Regions from separate parts of the Homo sapiens genome. Here region 1 is linked to region 2. A link is an interaction called in ENCODE POLR2A ChIA-PET data of the cell type or tissue named here. Cell type or tissue: B cell. All regions are shown on one strand. Each heading gives the region's core, and the rest is flanking DNA. Links, peaks and the distances in the headings are about the cores only. Region 1 overlaps SGK1 (serum/glucocorticoid regulated kinase 1). Region 2 overlaps SGK1 (serum/glucocorticoid regulated kinase 1).

Region 1 (2,914 bases), core at 260-2,759, 62 kb before region 2:
GATTCTGTGGATTAGGAATTCAGTGTCACTCATTTGGAGGGTTCTGCTCCCTGTGACGTTGGCTGAGTCTTTCCTTGGCTGCATTCAGCTGGTGGTTGAGCTGAGCCAGAAAGTCCGAGAAAGCTTCTTGTTTGGTGTCAGTGCATCTCTATTGGCCTCTTTCTCTCTCCACATAGCTTGGGCATCCTCACAGTAACATGTTCTTAAGATAGACTTAGATGGCTGCCGGCTTCTAACAGGGAGTGCTTCAAGAGAGCCTGTGGAAGCTGACGATCTCATAAGGCCGAGTCCTGGGTGTCATATAGTGTGACTTCTGCTGCATTTTATTAATCAAAAACAAAACAAAACAAAACGTCATTGGGCCAGCCCAGATTCAAGGGGAAGGAAAATAAACTTCACCTCTCAATATGAAGAGTGGCAAAGAGAAACTGTGTCAAAGTTTCTTTCTTTTCTTTTCTTTTCTTTTTTTTTTTCTTGGAGACAGAATCGTGCTGTGTCGCTCAGGCTGGAGTCCAGTGGCTGGATCATAGCTCACTGCAGCCTCAACCTCCTTGGCTCAAGTCATGGTCCCACCTCAGCCTCTCGAGTAGCTAGGACAACAGGCACCCAGCACTACTACACCTGGCTAAAACTTTCTATTTCACTAAAATATAAAATAATTTTTCAAACTGTATCCAACTGTACTGAATTTATCTATGATCTTTTTTTTAAATCTGAACATTTACAGGAGAAGAACATTAAGGACTCCTAATACGAGATCAGACAAACAGTGTTGGCCTCTTAACTAAATTGTTTCCGAGCATGGTAACATCGGGCAAGGCATTTAATATTCTAAGCCTTAACTATCTTTTTTTTTCTTTTTTCTTTTTGAGACAGAGTCTTGCTCTGTCACCCAGGCTGGAGTGCAGTGGCGCCATCTTGGCTCACTGCAAGCTCCGCCTCCCAGGTTCACGCCATTCTCCTGCCTCAGCCTCCTGAGTAGCTGGGATTACAGGCGCCTGCCACCACGCCCCGCTAATTTTCGGTATTTTTAGTAGAGATGGGTGTCACCGTGTTAGCCAGGATGGACTCGATCTCCTGACCTCGTGATCCGCCCACCTCAGCCTCCCAAAGTGCTGGGATTATAGGCGTGAGCCACTGTGCCTGGCCTCTAAGCCTTAACTTTCTAAGGCTTATCTGTAAAATGGATTTAATAATAATACCTCAGGCTGGGCACGGTGGCTCATGCCTGTAATCCTGACACTTTGGGAGGCTGAAGTGGGTGGATCACTTGAGGTTAGAATTTCGAGATCAGCCTGGTCAACATGGTGAAACCCTTTCTCGACTAAAAACATAAAAATTAGCCAGGCATGATAGCGCACACCTGTAGTCTCAGCTAGTGGGGAGGCTGAGGCAGGAGAATTGCTTGAACCCGGGAGGTGGAGGTTGCAGTGAGCCAAGATCACCCCACTACACTCCAGCCTGGGCGACAGAGTGAGACTCTGTCTCAAAATAATAAAATAATAATAATAATAACAATAATACCTCAAAGAACTGTTATGAGGATTAAATGACCTAACGCATGTAAAGTATTTAGCCCCAATGCCTGGTACGCACTAAGCACTCAAAATATGTTAGATATTATCAAGACAGACCTCAAAATTATGACCTACCTCTATAGCTTACTTTTCTGAACGTTTTGTTGTGGTGTAAGTTGTGATTTTACTGATGAGTCGGTCTGAAGACAAGCTGCTATGAAACCTCTGTGCTCTGGGATTTTATTGATTAAAGGTCATTTCTCAAAAGACCTGCACATCATCAACAGGTTGATTCTCTCATTTAGTTATTTAGTTGTTTCTATAGGCTTAGGAAGTAGTGAACATAATTAATTTATCTTCTATAGATAGTTGTCCCTGGAGCACTGCAATGGTCTAACTTCAGTGTTAAAAAGGTATTTCATTTGCGCAGGATCTCATTAAATCAAATGACACCAAATTACTCTGCTTTTTTAGTTACATATGCACAAGGCACTGAGGGACAAAAAGATATGGAAATACTTATGTCCAATGTATAATTAGTTATTGATGAGTTTTGACCTAATTTAATCAATTTAATGTGAAATTTTGTTTTCTAATCTGTCTTACATAAAGACTTAAAGTCCATTTGAAATTCAAAATCATAATCCATGTAACTCATCAACACTCTGAATGATCTTTAGAATCTCTTTATTATTCCCCATTCACTAAAATATTTCTCATTAAGGCCTCAAAAACTTGGAGGGCATTCCATCCTTCTGTTTTCTTTACTATCAAGCTCTTTTGTTTCGTATTTCTTTTGCCTTCTTGACACTTATCCATCCATATCTTAACTTTCCCTTTCAGTTTACCAGAGCAGTGGTGGCTCATGCCAATAATCCCAGTGCTTTGGGAGGTAAAGATGGGAGGATTGCTTGAGCCCAGGAGTTCAAGACCAGCCTGGGCAACACAGCAAGACCCTCAGGTCTCCAGGAAATAATAATAAAAAAAATAGCCAGGCTGGTGGCACATGCCTGTATTCCCAGTTACTCGGGAGGCTGAGGTGGGAAGATCGCTTGAGCCCAGAAGGTTGAGGTTGCAGTGAGCCATGATCACACCACTACACTCCAGCCTGGACAACAGAGTAAGACCCTGTCTCAAAAAGAAAAGAGAAGAGAAGGGAAGAGAAGAGAAGAGAAGAGAAGAGAAGAGAAGAGAAGAGAAGAGAAGAGAAGAAAAGAGAAAAGAGAAGAGAAGAAAAGGTGGTCCTTCCTGTGGACCGCTCCTCCTTGGAATACTCAGTTGTGGCTTCTGTGGCCCAGCACTCCAGCCTCTCCTCCTACTTGTGGGTGATTTCTTAGTTTCCTTTCAGGCCTTCCTGCTCTGTCTTACCAATAATGTGGGGATGGCTCAAACTCAGT
Region 2 (2,914 bases), core at 126-2,625:
TCATGAGCACCAGCACGTTGGTCATTGCTTCCACTTGCTCAATCCCTTCATGCAGTTTTAACCTCACTTGTCTCTGGCCTATCTTGTTTCTCACTTAGCCACATTAATCCCTTCTCTCCCTTTCCTCTGGGACTCCTGACAGTAAACACCATTCGGTCATTAAGCTTTCCTCAAAATCCTCCCTCTGCCCTCCCATCTTGTGACACAGGATTGTAACTTCATATAATAAAACAAGGCTGGGCACGGTGGCTCATGCCTGTAATCCCAGCACTTTGGGAGGCCGAGGTGGGCGGATCACGAGGTCAGGAGATCGAGACCATCCTGGCTAACGCGGTGAAACGCCGTCTCTACTAAAAATACAAAAAATTAGCCGGGTGTGGTGGCGGGCGCCTGTAGTCCCAGCTACTCGGGAGGCTGAGGCAGGAGAATGGCCTGAACCCGGGAGGCGGAGCTTGCAGCGAGCCGAGATTGTCCCACTGCACTCCAGCCTGGGTGACAGAGCGAGACTCCATCTCAAAAAATAAATAAATAAATAAACAAGTTTGTTGGCTACATGTGATTTCAATCTAGGAAGACAGACTTCGTAGAGCCTGCATTTGGGTGTGCACTCTTACAAATTCCGAGGAGGGAGAGGCTCAGCATTCCCCAGATAGATCAGACCAAAAGCATCTTTGGGCTGGGCAGGGTGGTTCACACCAGCATTTTGGGAGGCCGAGGTGGCAGGATCACCTGAGGCCTAGAGTTTGAGACCAGCCTGGAAAACAAAGCGAGACTCCATCTCTAAAAAGAAAAAAACATCTTCAGAGCCTGGGTCCATTGACCCACACCTGCAATCCCAGCACTTTGGGAGGCCAAGGCAGCAGATCACTTGAGCTCAGGAGTTCAAGAGAAGCCTGGGCAACATGGTGAAACCCTATCTCTACAGAAAATATAAAAAATAGCCGGATGTGGTAGTGGATGCCTGTAGTCCCAGCTACTCAGGAGGCTTAGGTGGTCGAATTGCTTGAGCCAGGGAGTCTGAGACTGCAGTGAGCCGAGATCATGCCACTGCACTCCAGTCTGAGTGACAGAACTGGACCCTGTCTCAAAAAAAAAAAAAAAAAAAGAAAAAAAGAAAAGAAACATCTTCAGGAAAGTGCTGCCTTAATTGAGATTTGATTTTCTACTAAAGATGAAACATTTTCTCTGATGCCCTCAAGCAGAAAGGGCTTCTTCTCCAGTCTTGTCTGGCTCAGAGCCAAGAGTTCGGCGGGCACTAACTTGACTTTCAAGAACTTCGCCAACTTTGCTCAACCACACCCACCCTTCCTCTGCCCTCACTGTCATCATCTACTAACCTCGAAGACACTTCCTTTAATCTTGGTGCCTGATGTAATCGTTTTTCTCTCTACTTGTTCACAAACAACCATTCTGGGGAATTTCAATATTTGTTCTCATTATTCAGCTAACAAGAATAACAGTACTAGGAATAATGACAACTAATATATCATTTTTGAATGTCTACTGTGCACCAATAAGTATCTTCAGCACTTGACATGCATTATCTCATTTAATTTCCACAACTACTGTATGTAAGAGATAGCATTATTTCCAATTTGCTGATGAGGAAAATACATTATTTAACAAGTCCAGGAATATACAGGATATTCAGCGGCAGAGCCAGGATTCCGAACAATATTTAACTGGCCAAAATGCCTTTCCCTACATTATATTTTTAGACTCTTTCACTATACATCTCTAGCTCCATTCCTCCATAAATCTACTGACATGGTTATTTATTGGATCTTACAATTATCCTAAATTCCTCCTCCTGTAGGTGTTTAAACTCTCCAGTTCCCTCTTTTTTTTTTTTTTTTTTTTTTGAGATGGAGTCTCACTCTGTCGCCCAGGCTGGAGTGCAGTGGCGTGATCTCAGCTCACTGCAATCTCTGCCTCCCAGGTTCAAGCGATTCTCCTGCCTCAGCCTCCCCAGTAGCTGGGACTATAGGCGTCGGTCACCATCCCTGTCTAATTTTGGTATTTTTGGTAAAGACAGGGTTTCACCATGTTGGCCAGGCTGGTCTTGAACTCCTGGCCTCAAGTGATCCGCACATCATGGCCCCCCAACGTGCTGGGATTACAGGCGTGAGCCACTGCGCCTGGCCTGCAGTTCCCTCCTGACTAGGGCTTTCTGTGCCCTGATGTCCTCGCTTCCCATCCCTGTCATGCTCTCCTCCCTCTCATGACCTTCAATCATTTCTCTTATCCACTGCCTCACCATCATGGTCTGCTGAAGCTGCATGTCTGCCTTCATCTACTTGAGAGTCCTGCAGTGTGTTTAATGTGGGGCAGACCCAACATGCTGTGCATAATTTGCAGATAGGTTAGAGCAAAGATAACACTGGCTTAATTTGCTTGCAAGATGATAAGACACATTTACAAATGAGAGGTCATCTTTGAGTGCAACCTTGTCCCCTCAATGATCCAATGCCATCAAGCAACATGCAGGGGCCACCTTCAAATGTCTGCTGTCATCCCTTGTTCTTTGGTCATCCATTCTTTTGGCGCTACAGTATTTTCTGTAAAATCACAAGCTGATGGGATGTTAGAACTAAAAAGGGCCGTAAAATGTGCGTAGCCCAATCTCTTAATTTTACAGATAAAGAATTGAGACCTAGAAGAGCCCATAGGCTGATACTATCTACATCAGTTGCTGAAAGGTTAGACAGAGGTAGCAGAATTTGCTGACGCCCTTTCAAAAAGGGATTTATTTCACAAATATATCTCTGACTGCGTCTTATCTGCCAGGTTGTCATGGTTTTAGATCCAGGTCAGCTAGTGAGCACTTTGTGCACATAATGGATTTCTCTTGATCACTCACCAGTTGAGAAGGTGGTGTATTATCAGAGGGAAGTGGGGCCAGCTGCTTTTCATA

The links. Peaks named below come from ENCODE experiments on the same cell type or tissue, not always from the same donor. Only the 100,000 strongest peaks of a DNase experiment are listed, where the experiment ranks them.
Region 1: POLR2A ChIA-PET joins it to region 2 with 11 read pairs; 10 of 35 experiments call an interaction of 5 or more read pairs at or near these places.

What each region holds. Positions count from the first base shown.
Region 1 is chr6:134,301,347-134,304,260 of GRCh38, reverse strand. The region is part of intron 1 of SGK1 (serum/glucocorticoid regulated kinase 1); the gene reads left to right. Among named protein-coding and RNA genes, the nearest start is that of SGK1, 15 kb to the left of the region's middle. In B cell, for the core only: no CTCF peak of the experiment used is centred there; no DNase peak of the experiment used is centred there.
Region 2 is chr6:134,239,240-134,242,153 of GRCh38, reverse strand. All of the region lies in intron 2 of SGK1 (serum/glucocorticoid regulated kinase 1), which reads left to right. Among named protein-coding and RNA genes, the nearest start is that of SGK1, 77 kb to the left of the region's middle. RefSeq lists enhancers at 1,153-1,202, 1,243-1,302. In B cell, for the core only: no CTCF peak of the experiment used is centred there; a DNase peak (open chromatin) is centred at 1,263; H3K27ac peaks cover 1,352 bases.